Linked DNA regions of Homo sapiens: region 1 is linked to region 2. A link is an interaction called in ENCODE POLR2A ChIA-PET data of the cell type or tissue named here. Cell type or tissue: PC-9. All regions are shown on one strand. Each heading gives the region's core, and the rest is flanking DNA. Links, peaks and the distances in the headings are about the cores only.

Evidence for each region. ChIA-PET counts read pairs that join two places held together with the same protein. Peaks named below come from ENCODE experiments on the same cell type or tissue, not always from the same donor. Only the 100,000 strongest peaks of a DNase experiment are listed, where the experiment ranks them.
Region 1: POLR2A ChIA-PET joins it to region 2 with 6 read pairs; 7 of 35 experiments call an interaction of 5 or more read pairs at or near these places.

The regions. Positions count from the first base shown.
Region 1 is chr11:69,333,276-69,342,288 of GRCh38, forward strand. It overlaps LOC105369370 (a long non-coding RNA gene), which reads left to right and starts at 3,865. Exons shown (of 5, transcript XR_950269.4): 1 at 3,865-4,161; 2 at 8,235-8,403. RefSeq lists enhancers at 4,125-4,354, 5,570-6,071, 6,072-6,571. In PC-9, for the core only: no CTCF peak of the experiment used is centred there; a DNase peak (open chromatin) is centred at 4,726; H3K27ac peaks cover 2,723 bases.
Region 2 is chr11:69,276,105-69,285,117 of GRCh38, forward strand. No RefSeq gene overlaps it. Among named protein-coding and RNA genes, the nearest start is that of MYEOV, 14 kb to the right of the region's middle. In PC-9, for the core only: a CTCF peak has its summit at 4,458; DNase peaks (open chromatin) are centred at 4,547 and 5,107; H3K4me3 peaks cover 1,533 bases; H3K27ac peaks cover 5,000 bases.

The DNA.
Region 1 (9,013 bases), core at 2,469-7,468, 57 kb after region 2:
TTCCCACTTGTAAAAATCCTTTGCAGCTCAAATGTCCCCTCCTCCAGGCAGCCTTCCCCAGCCTCTGCCAATGACTTGAAATATTTCCCCATGTACAGGCATCCTTTGCCTGGGCCACACTCTTCTTGCAGAAGCAGGGCATGTCTTTTCTGTCTGCCCCATCAGATGGTCACCTACTTGAGGGCAGAGCTCAAAACCACAGGACTCTCCCTTGAGTCTTTCACAGCCCCTTGTCCACAGCTGGTGCTCCATATGCACTTACTGAATTGGCCTGAATGCCACGAGCCAGATTCAGCCCTGGCAGCAACCTCGTGGCTTCTCAAGGTGTGATGCTATGAAAAAAGCATGAGCTTTGAGATTGGAAAGACATGACTTAAAATTCTGAGCCCACCACTAATTGGCTGTGTGTGACTTGGGTGAGAAAGCATCACCTGAGCCTTTGTCTGTCCATTTGTATAATGGGGATCCTGTCAGGCTGGCTATAAAGACAGCTACAATGCACTAAAGCACTAGAACTTTGGCAGGTCTGTGTGGGCACTGAGGAAACACCAGCTTCTCTGATTCTCTGCCCCACACCTCCTTTCTGTTTGGCCCCCTCTCTTGCCCTGGGCCAAAGCTTAAAGTCTCACATCGTGAAGTCTTTCTGGTCCCTTTGTCCATTTGTCCATTTGCCAGTCCAATCTGCAGCCAGATGTCTATCCCCATGAGAGTCTGTCCTGCCAGAGCATTTAATAAATTTGTCATGGGACAGCTATGAGGCCACAGAGCAAGCCTTCCCAGGACACCTGATACGGGCTGGATAAACCCACCAGGCCTCTGGGATTAGTGTAGGTGGGAAGCCCAATTGGTGGTTGCTTAACTATTCACCCTATGATTCAGGAAGCTGAGATGGGGTGGGAAAGGTGATTGGCTACAGTGGGAGAGGCCCCAAGTTCCCCCATACCCTGGGGTGACCATGGGATTCAATTGTGGTTCTTTGTGTCCAGGGAACAGAAACCAACTCCAGCTGACCTAGGCAAAGGGGGCATTTGTTGGATGCATATGGGGTAGATTAGTGAATCTAAGGAAAACTACACCCCCAAGCTGGAGAGGTTGAGAGACAGCTCCAGGCATATTGGGAAGAGAGGCTGGACAGGAGAAAAGGCAACTGGTGCTCACCAGCCCCTGCTACATTCCTCGCCAACCCTGGTCTAATGCTCAAGGTCTTTGTACTGCAGCCATTGAACCTAAGACCTGGGCCCAGTCCTGGTGCCACCTTCAGTGGCTGTGTGACTTTAGGCAGGTCCCTTCCCCTCTCCAAGCTCAGTGTCTTCAGCTTGGGTTGTGAGAGTCTAATGCCATAGAGGATATGCTTGGTACAGTGAAAAGTTCTATGCCCTAGAGAGAGGTTGTCACTGCTTGGTGTGTGTATTAGCTTCCTGTGGCTACGGTCACAAATTAGCACAAATGAAGTAGCTTCTAACAATGCAAATTTATTCCCATACATTCTGGAGGTCAAATGTCTGAAATCAGTCTCCCTGGGCTAAAATCAAGGAGTCAGCAGGGCTGGTTTTTCTGGAGGCTCAGGAGGGAAATCCACTGGGGGCCCTTTCCAGCTTCTAGAGGCCACTTGTGTTCATTGGATTGTGGCCCCTTCCTTCATGTTCAAAACAACAGCATAGCTTCACCACACACCACAATCATTTCACCCATCGGCTTCTGTTGTAACAGCACTTTGCTTCTGTCTGTCCTCCCTGCCTCCTCTCTAAGGACCCTGAGATTCAATTTAGAGCCCACTTGGATAATCCAGCTCGGGATCATTTCCTTACTCACATCCGCACAGCCCTGTGTGCATATGCACAGCTCTGTTTGCGTATGCATGACCCTGTTTGCATATGCATGAATCTGTTTGCATATGCACGACCCTGATTGCATGTGCACAGTTCCGGGCATCAGTGTGTGGACACCTTTGGGAGGCTGGCAGTCAGTGCCCCACAGCGTGGCCTGTGCCCAGGGATGCCTTGATGTGGGGCAAAGAGCCTCGGTGGACACACCTGGGTTGACATTTTGACCCCCCATTCAATGCCAGTGGGGCACCCCTGGATGAGTCATTTGATCTCTCTGGAGCTCTTCATCCAGGAGATGGACATGATAGTTCCTGCTCCTCAGGGCTGCGGAAACTGAATGAGACCATACAGCTGTTTGTAAATGTGTCTTTCAGTGGCAGAGACTTCCTTTTCATCAGAATCTGGTGAGGAATCTCCTAACACACAGAGGTGATGGAAACACGGCTGCTGGGACCGGTGGACTCCCCACCTTCCCCACACAGGGCCACCCCCTTCCTGCCTGCAAGGACCCAGGGCTAGGAATGCAGTCGGAGAACCTGTGCGATAGAATGCAGCCTTGGGGTTCACAAGCAGGGGACGGGGACAGCTCCTCACTCTTCTACCTTGCTCTGTCCCACCCCATGGAGGGAGTGACACGGGAGCTACGCAGAGAAAAGAGCAAAGTGTGTCAGTGTCATGACTTGCCAAAGCTGATTGGAAGATGTGGCAGATTGTGTTTCTTTTCCCAACAATGACTGTCTCCTCCCTTAAGAGAATGGGATGTCCCCACCAACGCCATGTGGCTTGGCAGTGCCGCCTGCAGAAAGCGCCTCCATTCCTGTCCCTGTGCTGCTGGGGAGTACCACCTGCTTGCTTTGGTCAATGGAAGATGAGAGGACAACATTGACCCTTGGTCTGAGTGCAAGCGCTAAGTGCCATTGAGGTTGACGTGAGAAGAGCATGTGCCACCAGGAGCTGTGCCTTCAGCATGAGCCCTGGCACGCAAGCTGTGGGCAGACTCGTGGCTCCCATGCAAAGTGCAGGGGACATAAACCTTCACTGCTATACACCTCTGAGAGGTGCGGTGGTTTATACCACAGCAAAACTGCCAGGCAATGTAGCTTCCGAATGCTGAGTCATGCTGGGCTAATGATGGCCCTGTCTACTCGTACCTGGAATCCAGCCCTGGCCAAGCCCACTGAGGGATGTCTAGATTTGGGCACACGAACTTAGCTATATGTTACGTTATCTAGCCTGGGGCAGAGAGGGAAGGCAAGATATCAAGCCCCATGCCTAGGACTTTAAAAAAAATATCAGTTTTTACAGAGGAACAATTTACGTTCAATACATTGTACATCTTTTAAGAGTGAAGCTCAATGATCTTTCTTTGTGAGACAGGGTCTCACTCTGTCACCCAGGCTGGAGTCCAGGCGTGCGATCTCAGCTCACTGCAGCCTTGACCTCCCAGGCTCAAGCGATCCTCCCACCTCAGCCTTCCAAGTAGCTGGGACCACAGGCATGTGCCACCACACCCAGCTAATTTTTGTATTTTTTGTAGAGATGGAGTTTGACAATGCTGCCCAGGCTGGTCTCAACCTCTGGGCTCAAACAATCCTCCTGCCTTGGCCTCCCAAAGTGCTGCGATTACATGTGTGAGCCACTGTGCCCGGCCACAATGACTTATTTTTATTTTTATTTATTTATTTATTATTTTATTTTTATTTTGAGATGGAGTCTTGCTTTGTTGCCCAGGCTAGAGTGCAATGGTGTGATCTTGGCTCACTGCAACCTCTGCCTCCCAGGTTCAAGTGATTCTCCTGCCTCAGCCTCCTGAGTAGCTGGGATTATAGGCACCTGCCACCACACCCAGCTAATTTTTTGTATTTTTAGTAAAGACGGGGATTCTCTATGTTGGTCAGGCTGGTCTTGAACTCCTAACCTCAGGTGATCCACCTGCCTCGGCCTTCCAACACACTGATTTTTTAAAATCTACTTTGCGGAGGTATAATTTGTATACAATAAAATTCACTAATTTAAGCCTGCAATTCAGTGAGTTGACAAATGTACACAGTTGGGTCACTGCCACTTTTACCAAGAGATAAAACACTTTCAGAAAGTTTCTGCACGCCTCTTTGCAATCAGTCAGCCACTCCCCACTTCAGGTAACAACAGAGCTGCTTCCTGTAGCTACTGTGTGAATTTACGTGTCACAGAATGCTGTACAAACAGAGTTCTATGCAGCCCGGGCTCTTTGTCCACCTGGCTCAGCATGGCCCCAGTGACTGCATGAGGCTGTACGTATCTGCAGCCTGCCCCTTTTCATGGTGTTTATCCACTCACACAGTGATGAGCAGTGGTAAGCAGTGGGCTTATTTCCACTTCCTGCTGCTATAAATATTTGTGTATGACTCTTTTCGTGGGCAGATGCTATTTCTCTTGGGAAAGCACCTAGGAGTGGGTTGTATGGTAAAAGTATATTTAACTTTGTAAGAAACTGCCAAATTACTGCAGAATGGCTGTACACCTTTCCATGGCCACCGTCAGTGCATGACAACTCAGATGTTCTCCATCCTTGCCAGTGCCGGGGGTGGCCCATCTCATCTGATGTGCTTTAGTGGGCATGGAGTGGCATCTCACTGGGTTTAATCTGTATTTCCATGATTACCAATGCTGATGAGCACCTTTTCATGAGTTTATTAGCCAGTTAGGTATTTCCTTCTGTGAAGCATACATTCACACCCATTGTCCATATATTTACTGAGTTATCTGTGATTGTGTTATGAGAGTCCTTTAGACATCCTTTTTTTTTTTTGAGACTGTCACTTTTACCAAGAGATAAAACACTTTCAGAAAGTTTCTGCACGCCTCTTTTGCAATCAGTCAGCCACTCCCCACTGCAGGTAACACCAGAGCTTCTTCCTGTAGCTACTGTGTGAATTTATGTGTCACAGAATGCTGTACAAACAGAGTTCTATGCAGCCTGGGCTCTCCTTTGTCCTCCTGGCTCAGCACGACCCCAGTGACTGCGTGAGGCTGTGCGTAGTGTGCTCAGTGGCACGATCTCAGCTCACTGCAACCTCTGCCTCCTGGGTTCAAGCGATTCTCCTGCCTCAGCCTCCTGAGTAGCTGGGACTACAGGCGCCCACCACCATGCCCAGCTAATTTTTGTATTTTTATTAGAGACAGGGTTTTTTACCATATTGACCAGGCTGGTCTCGAACTTCTGACCCTGTGATCTGCCCGCCTTGGCCTCCCAAAGTGCTGGGATTACAGGTGTGAGCCACCGCGCCCAGCCTTTTTTTTTTTTTTTTTTTTTTTTTTTTTTGAGACAGAGTCTTACTCTGTTGCCCAGGCTGGAGTGCAATGGCGCGATCTCGGCTCACTGCAACCTCTACCTCCCGGGTTCAAGTGATTCTCCTGCCTCAGCCTCCTGATGAGTAGCTGGGACTACAGGCACCCGCCACCCTGCTGGGCTAATTTGTTTTGTATTTTTAGTAGAGACAGGGTTTTGCCATGTTGGCCAGGCTGGTCTCAAACTCCTGATCTCAGGTGATCCACCCTCCTCGACCTCCCAAAGTGCTGGGATTACAGGTGTGAGCCACCACGCCCAGCCGAGAGTCCTTTAAATATTCTGAATGCAAACTTTTGTTGGAGCTGTGCGTTGTAAATATTCTCTCACAGTCTGTGATTTTGCCGTGTTTTTTGAAGTGCAGAGGGTTTTAATTTTGATGAAGTCAATGGATCAATTTTTTAAATTTTGTGGTGAATACTCTCTGTGTCCTTGTGATTTCCTTATTGGCCCATGAATTATCTTGGGGTGTTTTTCTTGACTGCTTTCTTCTCTACTGTGGGTCACATTTTCCCATCTGTGTTTTTTCTTTTAATACCTAGGAATGTTTTTGTTGTGCACCCACCTTGTGGGTGATGTGTGGTGGAACCTCTATTCCTTTTCCCCCTCTGAGGAGCGTTGGGATTTTTCTGCTCACCCTGAACTTGCACGTACTTGGCTTTATACTTTGCCGCGTGGGTTTGTGGGAGCCCAGGGTGCTCCCCAAGCCTCTCTGACGTGGTTGGACTCCACCACCCACCCTCTTCCCCCACAGATCTCATCAGGGCTTGACATAGGTTGTGATGGGGTGAGTCTGAAGCGGGTCTTGCTCCTGAGTGTCTTTCATCCCAGCTGGATGCCCAGGTGCTGGAGACCTCTGCACACTGGGTGGCTGCAGCCCCCTTGACCCCACGCTTTACTGGAACCACAGCATCTCCTTCCCTCCCTAACTCTGCAGCAGCCACGCTGGGCACCCCTCCTGTAGCCTCATCCTCCCCAGGACTCAGCCGAGGACTCCTGGCTGGGGGACCCCTGATGGTACCTCTGCGCCTGCCTCCCCCACAGCAGAGCCTCTCTGATGCCCTGCCTCATAGCTCCCAGAAGCTTCTGGACTGTGAACTCTGGTCTCTGCCTCTTGAGCTCAGTGGGACCACTCTGCTCTGTGAGGCCTCCTGCCTGCTGAGCCATGGGGGGAGATGGTCTCCAGGGGTGGCATGGCTGGCTCCTGAGCGCCCTGCCTCTCAGCATCAAGTCATGCACTGCTTGCTGTTCACTGCCCGCCCAGAGTTGTCTCAAACATGCTGTCCAGTTCAATCATGTGTGTTTGCAGTGGGATGGCCCGTCCAGCACTAGTTACCCCAACACGGCTGAAAGTGGAAGAGACCCAGAGTGTTTTAATCAATTTACTGAACTCTACCTAGAAATACAAGCCAAAGGTGGACACCCCTATAAAATAAGCCATTCTCCATGGGGTGCAAGGATGAAGTGTAGGGCCATGGGCCAGTGTGTGACTCCACAGGGCATTAGGGAAGAGGATGGCGTATTAGTCTGCTCTCATGCTGCTAGTAAAGGCAGACCTGAGACTGGGTAATTTATAAAGGAAAGAGGTTTACTGGACTCACAGTTCCACATGGCTGGGGAGGTCTCATAATCATGGCAGAAGGCGAAGGAAGAGCAAAGGCACATTTTACATGGCGGCTGACAAGAGAGTGTCTGCAGGGGAACTCCCCTTTAAAAAACCATCAGATCTCATGTGACTTACTCATTATCACGAGAACAGCATGGGAAAAAAACCCATGAATCAGTGACCTCCCACTGGGTCCCTCCCACGACATGTGGGGATTATGACAATTCAAGGTGAGATCTGGGTGGGGACACAGAGCCAAACCATATCAGATGGGCTCCTCCAAACTGGGGGCATGTTGAACACAGTGCCTGGTACATGGGAGGAGATGACGACAGTGTCCCCTCTGTGGAAAGATGGGTCCTGCTGCATAGCTAAGCTCCCTAGAGCCTCTGCCTCCTGCCCAGAGCCTACATCTCTCATGGCTTCAAAGGAAACTTCTGGAAGCACAGATGGCCCAGCATCCTAGAAGGGCTTCCCCTGCAGGTCAGAAAGTCACCCTGAAAGCTCTCAGTTCAGGGCAGCCATCTTTGGGCTCTTCCCAGCATTGGCTGTGAGGGGATTCCAATGACAGCCTCCCCTCCATATGTAGGACACACCTGTGCATACATAACTCTTTCCTGTTTAACATGCTGTGGGCACAGAGACAATGCTCCATGAGGAAACCATGACCCAACCTTTACCCCATCCTCGGATAAGGAAATGGAGGCCCAGAGAAGGAGCCACCTGAAGCCACGCCACGAGCCAGGATGAGACCCCGGCAGCAGGTGCTCTGTTTCTAGCACACCCCAGCTGGTCTTTTCATTGAGTGCACAGATTTTTTTTGAGGCACAAATGCAGTAAAGTTTCATTTATGCATTTGCCCATTCATTTGTCTTAGGACTGAGATGGCAGAGGGCTCCCAGACTTCCCTCTGCCTCCCCCTGCAGGGGTCTGGCTTTACCCTCGGTCTCTTCTTCTTCCTCCCACCTCCTGGAGGAAGTTTCTGTCCTTGCCCCTTGGTGTTTTGGGCCTTTTGGGATGCAGATTTGGGATGGAGAAGCACGTTGGAGAAGGAGAGCAGGAAGCAGGCTAGTGAGGGCCATGCCTGTTGCTGGAGTACATTGGTATAGGCCCTGTGTGCCCATTATGGGGTTTGAGAGGTGCAAGGTAATAGCTGGAGACATTCTGAAATTAGTTTTGAGGTTCTGGAGGGGACACACCGCTGGCTGGTGAACTCGATCACATTCCCAACTCTTTTAGGCCCAGTACCTCCCATTACAGAGGACAGAAGAGCCAAGCGCTGCTGTTTGCAGCTTCTTCAACCACTGGGGGTGGCCATGTAACCCATTCTGTCCGTTTCCCACAAGTCTTTTGGGAACTTCTGGGAAAGGTTTTTTGTTTGTTTGTTTTGTTTTGTTTTTGTTTTTTCTTTCCTGATTAAAAAAGAAGATACACATACCTGAAACTGTCCTTCCTCTTCCTTCCTACCTTGAAGGTGGAGGCAATGCCCAGAGCTGTGGCAGCCACCTTGCAGCCGTGAAGCACCAGTGGGAATGACAGTCAAGAGAACCACGGAGATGCCAGCCCCTGGACCCACAGCAGCAGCACCTGCTTCCAGACTCAGAGTGTGAGAAAAAAATAAACTCCTATTTGTTTATGGCAAGGTTAGTTGGGGTATCTGTTGTTTGTTATTGAAAGCATTCCTAGCTGATGCATAGACTCTGTGTGTGTGTGTGTTTAACCACAGCACTGAGACTGGACCGCAAGGGGCATGGCTCCAACAGGGTTATGTGTCTTTTTTTTTTTTTTTTTTTGAGACAGAGTCTTGCTCTGTTGCCCAGGCTGGAGTGCAGTGGCACGATCTTGGCTCACTGCAAGCTCTGCCTCCCGGGTTCATGGCATTCTCCTGCCTCAGCCTCCCAAGTAGCTGGGACTACAGGCACCCGCCACCACGCCCGGCTAATTTTTTGTTTTTTATTAGAGACGGGGTTTCACCGTGTTAGCCAGGATGGTCTCGATCTCCTAACCTCATGATCCACCCGTCTCAGCCTCCCAAAGTGCTGGGATTACAGGCGTGAGCCACTACGCCCGGCCAAAATCTTGGTTATGTGTCTTTTGACAAATATGTGTTGAGCACCTGCTGGTGACAGGCATGGGGTCGGCGGAGGTTATAAGGCAGATGGACACTTGCCTCCGGAAGTGGGGGTGGAGCAGACAGGGAACGTATGCCCTTGAGGGATGCGAGGCCACGACAGGGGAGTGGAAGGGAGTGGT
Region 2 (9,013 bases), core at 2,370-7,369:
GCATTGGTATTTTGGAAGGACCCCTCTGTCTGCTGTGGAAGAAAACTAGTAAAGAGACTTGCAGTTGCCTGACTAGACCATGAGACTGAAGAGTAGGGGGTGACACTAAACTTCACAGACACTTTTCCTCCTGAATGCTGAAACTGTGCAGGCACCAGAATCACTGATTTAGGTCTCAGGTGACCCAGATCACACTGGATCTCTGGTCCTTCTGTAATATGGCATTTGTGCCTTATCTTCCCAGCCTGCGTCCCTGGCAGACATTGCTAATCAATTGCAGCTCTCTTTCCCCAGAGCCTAAAACTGTGTGGTCTAGTACAGTAGACACTAGCCATCATTTAAATATGGCTCTTTAAATCTAAATCAATTAAAATTAAATAAAATTAACAATTCAGTTGCTCAATTGCCAGAGTCACATCGTTTCGGTCTTTCTTTTTTAAATTTAGAGATAGGGTCTCACCCTGTCACCCAGGCTGGATTGCAGTGGTGCAATCATTATAGCTCATTGTAACACTGAACTTCTGGGCTCAGGCGACCCTCCAGCTTCTGCCTCTCAAGTAGCCCAGACTAGAGGTGGGCATCACCAAGAACAGATAATTGTTTATTTTTTGTAGAGTTGGGGTCTCACTATGTTGCTCAGGCTGGTCTTGAACCCCTGGTCTGAAGCTATCCTCCCACCTCAGCCCCCTGAGTAGCTGGGGCCACAGATGTGAGCTACCGTGCCCAGCCTACAGCCACATTTCAAGTGCTACTATAGCTATTGGGTACCAGATGGGACGGAGCAGGTACAGAGCATTTCTATTGTCAGAAGAGTTCTGTTGGTCTGTGCTGACCTCAGCCAGGTCCCATAGCCAATTCTGGGTCAGTGAGGAGCTGGGAAGCATAATAAGCAGCCTCTGCGCCTCTCTGGGCTAAGCAGTGGTGAATTTAGCCCAACTTGATGCCCCCCATGCTCATATCTCATGGCAGTTTTTCTTTCTACCTGAATTTTGCACGTAAAATCAGACTTAAAAAAGCAAAGTCCTTCTGGGCTGACCCTTCTCAAGTTCACTTTCTTTTTTTCTCTCAAGAAAAAAATTTTTAAAAAAAGGAAGTAGGAAAAGCCCAGCTTTGCCATGGGCCATAGATGTCACTGCAAGTGTCATTTCAGTCCTGAGCTCACCTGGCCTCTCCAGCCTCCGGAGGCTGCATGCTTCTGTTTTTACGTCTATTTTTAGTGCCCCTGGGTGAATGTCATTGCCGCCAGAGGCTGACATTTCATACTGTGGGAATCTTGACCTGCTGCTGTTCCGTTGTCAGTTGAATCTGCTTTGTTATGCCCCAGAAGGAAAGAACAATGATCATTAATAATCGGCAACTTCTGGAAAATCGGAAATGGAACCTCTGTGATCCGAGGCTGCCCTTAACCCCAGCTGTGCTGCCTGCAGCGAGCACCACATGGCTGGTCTCCAGAAGGCTCCACAGTTGCCAGAAGGTTACACCCTGGGGCTGCCAGCCGGTTGATGCAGGGCAGGTGGGCAGTAGGCAGTGGGCTGGGAGAGGGCAGACCTTGACCCTCAGTCATGTGACTGGGGTGGAGGAGGCTGAGGCAGAGTGACAAGAACTTGGTGAGGAAAGTGTCCAACTGCATAGAGACTTGCGGCCCACCTCCAGAGACCAGCACAGGGGACACCCTCCGGGGGCAGGGTAGAGGACAGGTGGGAGGAGGGGAAGGTGCCCTGTTCTGGATGGGTGGGTGGGGGTCTCACCTGGGCTGGGGAGTTCGATTCAGCCAAGTGTCTGAGCCCCTGACCCTGGGTTGGGTTCCGTGCTGGGTATTGTGGGGCACAAAGGGGAATGAGAACCGGGTAAGTGGTGGGAATTAGTGGGACCCTGGAGGAGCCCTAGCCAGCTGCTGGCTCATGGGTGGGGACTCACGGCTGCAAAGCCTCACACCTGCTGGCAGGGAAGACATTGTGGGTTCCCCCAGCACAGACGACTCCTTCAACCCCTTTGGGAGTGTGGACGGAACTGGGACTGGCCTGGCCTTTAGGGAAGAGGGGCTGTGCTTGTATCTCAGGCTCAAGTCACCTTTGACAAGGGAAGCAAAGGTCCCGGGAACAATTCCTTCTTTTCACACTGGGTGACCTGGCAGGAGCTCCTGCTGGAGCTGACGGAGGTGGCAGCCCCTCCCAGGCAGCCCAAGACAAACATGCTGTAGGAAGTTCCCACGGTCCCAGGGCCTCTCGCCTGGAGCTTTTGCAGTTACCTCCCGGAGGCCGGGGCTGTGGGGGAGGGTGAGGCCTCAGGCACCCACAGGTGAGTCTGGAGTCCCAGGCCCTGGGGACACACCTGCGGGGCACCTACTCTGTGCCATGCATTTTGCAAACATCATGTTACTGAATCCTTAAAATGATCTTCCTAAATTAATATTATGATCTTCATTTAGAAATCTAAGGCTTGGAGAGGTTAAGTCAGCCAGGTCTAGGGGTAGTTCAGCTCAGGCTGGAGTGTGGGGCAGGCTTCAGCCACCAGAGCCCAAGTGAGGGTCAGAGTGGAGGGCCCTGGTGTTACCTGTGCTTGCCGGCCAGGCTCTCCCACTCTGGGGTCCTGCCAAAAAACTAGTGTGGTCTCTATAGCCCTGCCACCTCTCAGATTCTAGACTTCCAGGCAGCAAGTGCTCAGGAATCGCCTGTCCTCTCAGGTACGTATCTGACCAAGTCCTGCCCTCGCCAATCTCCCAGACCCCATGGGATAATTGCAGAGGAATGGGGAGTCAGGCCCACAGTCAGGGGCTTGATTCTTGTGTCCTGAGGATGGACTGGCCCTACCCACTCATTTATTCTACTGCCCACCTTGACCCCTAACAATCCATTGATCTGTCCTTCTAGCCAACATCTACCATCAATCTATCTATACTCACTTATCCATCCATCACCTTACCCACCAGCCACACATGCACACAGCATCCACCATCAATCCATCCACACACACCCATCCATCCATCAACTTACCCACCAGCTACCCATGCATGCAACATCCACCATCAATCTATCTACACTTATCCATACATCACCTTACCCACCAGCCACCCATGCACACAGCATCCACCATCAATCCATCCATACGCACCCATCCATGCCATCGTGTTACCCATCAGCCACCCATGCATGCAGCATCCACCATTAATCCATCCACATTCACCTATCCATGCCATCATGTTACCCACCAGCCATCCATGCATGCAACATCCACCATCAATCTATTCACACTCACTTATCCATCCATCCCCTTACCCACCAGCCACCCATGCATGCAATATCCACCATTAATCCATCAACACACACCCATCCATCCATCACTTACACACCAGCCACCCATGCATGCAGCATCCACCTTTAATCTATCCACATTCACCCACCCATCCATCACCTTACTCACCAGCCACCCATGCATGCAGCATCCACCATCAATCCATCCACACTCACCCATCCATGCCATCATGTTATCCACTAGCCATCCATGCATGCAACATCCACCATCAATCCATCCACACTCACCCATCCATGCATCACCTTACCCACCAGCCACCCATGCATGCAGCATCCACCATGGGTCCCTTCAGAGTCACTCATTCATGCCACCATGTTATCCACCAGCCATCCATGCACACAGCATCCACCATCAATCCATCCACACTCATTCATCTACCATCACATTACCCACCAGTCACCCATGCATGCAGCATCCACCATCAGTTCCTTCAGAGTCACTCATTCATGCCACCATGTTATCCACCAGCCATCCATGCACACAGCATCCACCATCAATCCATCCACACTCATTCATCTACCATCACATTACCCACCAGTCACCCATGCATGCAGCATCCACCATCAGTTCCTTCAGAGTCACTCATTCATGCCACCATGTTATCCACCAGCCATCCATGCATGCAGCATCCACCATCAACCCATCCACACTTACTCATCTACCATCACCTTACCCACCAGCCACCCATGCATGCAGTATCCACCATCAATCCATCCACACTCACCCGTCCGTTCATCACTTTACCTGCCCAACACCCATGCATGCAGCATCCATATCAATCCATCCACACTCATTCATCTACCATCACCTTACCCGCCAGGCACCCATGCATGCAGCATCCATCCTTCATCTCACCGCCAGTCTATCTGTTCACCTGCCCAGCATCATCTATTTCTTGTCTGTCCATCCACTTAATCTTCAGGAGCCCATTTTTTTGCCCCTCTACCCACCCACTGATGTACTGCGCATCCATCACTACCCCCAATTCCTAGTGTCAGACCTCAAGTTGCAGAAGGGACACAAAGCAAGGCTGGTATTGATTTTGGGTGAAGTGACAAAAGTCAAGCTGTTTAAAAATAAATCCTTTCAGTCTTGGCTTTGCAACTGTTCAGCCAGAGACACCTGTTCTTCCTTTCCTTGGAGATAGAATGGTGTTTGGGTGGGGAAGCATGAGCTTTGGAGTCAGACCTCTGCCAGACTTGAATCATGGGTCTGCGGTTTATTAGCTGCATGAGCTTGGATGAGTTAACTGGCTTTTCTATGCCTCCTAGAGTGTGAACTGTATTACCAGCACCTCTTCGCTGAGTCACTGTAACAATGAAATGCATGCAATAAATAATATGTGTTACTGATATAATTAATGATCAGTTACAGAGACTGCATTAATTATGTCTGATTGTACTGAGGGTGAGAGGTTTATTTAGCCTGTAATTAAGGAATGCCAAATTGATGAAAAACAATCTCTTTATACAATTTTTCATTTGTTCAGGCTTTCTTTTTTCTAAATAGCATATCCTCCACCCATTTTCAATCACACATTTCTTCTTTATTTGAGCAGCACTGATAACCCCTTTTAGATAAAAGGAAAACAAAACTCCCAGTGGAGATAAAGGAAGGGCCTTTTCCTTTGTCAGCTATCCTTGAGGGGAACACGCCGTGCTCCATGTTATTTTCCCATTGGAATGTGAAAAAAGAGGTGTGAAATATTTGTTCGGATCATTTCTCATTAATGGGGCATTCCAGTAACCACAAGCGGTGTTGGCCCTTTCACCCAGGCACACCCAGGAGGGAGCGACTAGTCAGTCTGACTAATCTGTGTCTGTGGGAGTGAAAGAGTCCTTCTGGCTGAACTGGGACAAGGACAGTCATGTTTCACTGGTGCAGTGTGTCTGACCATGCCAACTGCTTGCCATAGTCACGATGTGGCAGAGCATAGCCTGGTCTGAGCCATGGCTGTTTCTGCTTCTTGCTTGGGTTCAGAGCCTGAACCCAAGGCTCTGGTGTGTTCCAGGCTCCTTGATACGTGTGGCTTTATTCCCTCTCTTGTGTGGGAGAAACAATATCCCATTTCAGAGGAGGAGACTGAGGGTCAGAGTGGATGTGGGAAACTTACTCAATGTCACACCCAGTGGACACATTTCAAGTCTATCTGACACCAACATCCAGCTCTTGCTGCCACAATCAGAAGTGCTGCCATTCACCTGGTCACCCACCCCCAGGTCCCTGGTGTGTTTCTGAGCTGGCATGTGTCTGAGAAGGATGCCTCCCATGCCCGCACACCCATAATGTTTCCAAAATGTGATTATGGCTTAATGTGAGCTTCTCAGTTGAGACCCAGGCTCAGACCGGGTACCACTTCTGTCTCCTTTCAGTACAGAACTCCCGCCTGGCCTGCCCCTCTCTTCCAGAGCAACCAAATCCCAGTCTCTGGAGGCTTTTGATGCCAACAACTCTGTGTGAGTGACCTCTGGTCTTGTAGCAGAAGACAGACTCCTGGCAGGAGATTTGGATGACACTAGGTGTGGTAGCTGACTCAAAATGGCATCTACTGATCCTCACCTCTTGCTATTCACATCCTTGTGTAGCTTCCTCCCATCCTGAATAAGACTGAGCTTGTAACCGACAGGATATTGTGGAAAGGATGGAGTTTGACTCTCTAGGCCATATCATAAAAGGCCTGTGGCTTCTGTCTTTCTTTTTTCAATTATGATGTCCATCATGTTGTGAGGACCCTCAAGCAGCCCACTAGAAAAGTCCACGTAGCTAGGAACTGAGGTCTCCCACCCACAGCTGTATGAGTGTGCCATCTTGGAAGTGGATCCCTTAGCCCCAGTTGAGCCATCAGATAAAACTGCAGCCCTGGCCAACTGAGAGTTGAGACTGTGACCTCCTGAGAGACCCTGAGCCGGAATCACCCGGCTAAGCCACTCCCAGATCCCTGGCCCACAGGAACTGCAAGAGGTAATTAATGTGTATGGCTTTCAGCTGCTGAGTTTGGGGTCATTTGGGATGAGCAACAGATCACCAATGTATGAGGTGGGAATCCTGCTCTTTGTCTTAGTAGTTGAGTAGCCTGGATCAGGTGACCCCCTGGGAGCCTCAGTTTCCTTCTCTGTTGGACAGGATAGTATTAATAATAGCTCCCTGAGAGAGCTGTGCTGAGAACTAAATGGTGTGTGCATCAGGTGCCCTGCACTGAGCCTGGCTTCCTGAAGGCCACATGATTATGCTGCAATTATTTCTGTTGCAGCCACGTTTGCCTGTGTGGGCCCGGGCTTTCCTGCCTGGGCGTCCACACCCCACCAGCAGGACACTTTTTTACATGCCTCTCATGCCCTGATGTGCACACTCTCTCGCACATGCATGCCCACACACACACTCACACAATCACACACACAACCTCATGCACTCACCCAGCCCAGGGCTCAGCACAGTGCTTAAGGGAGCACAGTGGGCTTTAGGTCACTGCTGTAGAACCAGTGAATGAAGTGAACAGTTTCTTTTTTTTTTTTCAATTAACAATTTTGCTGGGTGTGGTGGCTCACACCTGTAATCCCAGCTCTTTGGGAGGCCAAGGTGGGCTGATCACTTGAGGTCAGGAGTTCGAGACCAGCCTGGCCAACATGGTGAAATCCTGTCTCTACTAAAAATACGCAAATTGCCTGGGCGTGGTGACATGCACTGTAATCCCAGCTACTTGGGAGGCTGAGGCAGGAGAATCACTTGAACCTGGGAGGCAGAGGCTGCAGTAAGCTGAGATCCTGCCACTGCACTCCAACCTGGGTGACAGAGTGAGGCTCCATCTCAAAAAAAAAAGAAATTAATCATGGTAAAATACGCATAATATAATATTCACCATTTTAATCATTTATTAGTGTATGGTTCTGTGGCATTAAAGTACATTCACCCATCAGGATGCTTGTACAATCATCATTACCATTCATCTCTAGAACTTTCTCATCTTCCAAACTAGAACTCTACCCGTTAAACGTTAACTCCTTCTTCCTCCTTCCTTAGCCCCTGGCACCTCCCATTCTGCCTTCTGTCTCCATGAATCTGACCACTCCAGGGACCTCCTGTTAGCGGGATCCTGCAGTACCTGTCCTGCCGGGACTGGCTTATTCCTCTCAGCTCAACGTCATAGCGTGTGTTGGACTCTCCTTCCTTTCGAAGGCACAACCACGTCCGTAGTGAATGGTGTGTCCCCCAGTGTTCCCTTCCCTCCCACTGTGAGATGTTTGAGGGCAGGTATGAACTCGTGTTTGTCTGTTTCCAGCCCCTGTCTTGGAACCCGGCTCTGAGTAAGCCTGATGCAAGATGTAGTTGTGGAAGAAATGATGCAAGTCCAGCCCCTGGGGTTTGTGTTCTGGTTCTGCCATTCCTTGGGTGGGGGGCCCAGGCAGGTGGCTTGTTCTCCTCCAGTCTCCGCTTCCTAGTCTATAACATCGGGATGGAGACCCATTCATGGGGCTGCCATAGGCTTCAAGCCTGGTGACCGTGCTCAGAAACAGTGGGATGCATGGGGGATGCAGAAGCTCCCTGGCTCGTCCCCTGGCTCCCTGGCTTGTCCCAAAGCAATGACACCTGTTTGTGTGACCCAAGCCTGACCCTGGTCTGCCACTCCGCAGGAGACTGGGGTGGTGGTGGTTGCCTTAGTTTCAACATGGCGGCACAGGATACTTTACCACTCATCCTCTGGGATAAGGATCCTGGGTCCCACATTCCTGGTACCTGGTAATTCCATCGATAAGCCCCTGGGGCCAAGCTGAGACGTCTTATGCCCAGGAATGCTGGGTGAAAACCACAGCCGGGGAAGATTTAGATCCAAATTCGCAAGGTGTAATTTCAGCTATGCGCTGATAACTTCTCTGGTGGCTACAGGCTCTGGAATTCCAACTATCTGCTGAGGCAAGGGCGAGGAAAGAGCACTGCAGTTGGAGTCAGGAGAGCCAGCTTTGTGCTCAGCCAAGACTGCGTGACCCCAGACAAGTCATCTGATGTGACAACATGGGCTGCAGGGGCAGAGGGCCTGGATTAAAATCTCACGTCTGCCACTGGCTACTTAGGTGGCCTTGGGGACCTTGCTGAGCTTCTCTGTGCCTCAGTTTCCCCATCTGGAAAATTGGGATAATGATGGTTTCCACCCTTTCCATGGAGCTAAGTACCCCTTGAGCTTTTGTGGCTTTATTCCTCTAATACATATAGAGATGGAGAATTTGTCTTTCCATGGTGGGGAGCTTCTTGAAAGGGTTCCTTCCAAATCTCCAGTAAGCCCAGTCCCCTGAGCTCCGGACAGCTGACCTCTACCTGCATCCTCACGTGGGTGGCTCGTGGGCACCACGCACCTGGCATTCCCCCCTTGGGCTCTTGGTTTCAGCTTCACTGCCCCTCATTCCTGTCTTTGCTTCCCCCCTCAGCAAATGGCCATTGTCTACCCAGGTGCTCAGTCCAGGACCTCCCCACCCTCCTCTCCTGCACCCACACACATGGACCCAGTTCATCACCCAAGACCAGGGGTGGATCTTCCCTCTGAGGGGTCTCTCAAATCCTTCCACCTGACTTACTCAGATGATGGCATTTTAGTTAGGCCACCACCTGAGTGAGTCTTGGGAGGGACGAGTGCTGGGACACGAATCCTGTCTGGCGCAAGGCTCAGGGGCTTCTTCCTCAAGGAGGTGGGCACGGCTCATGCTGAGCCTAG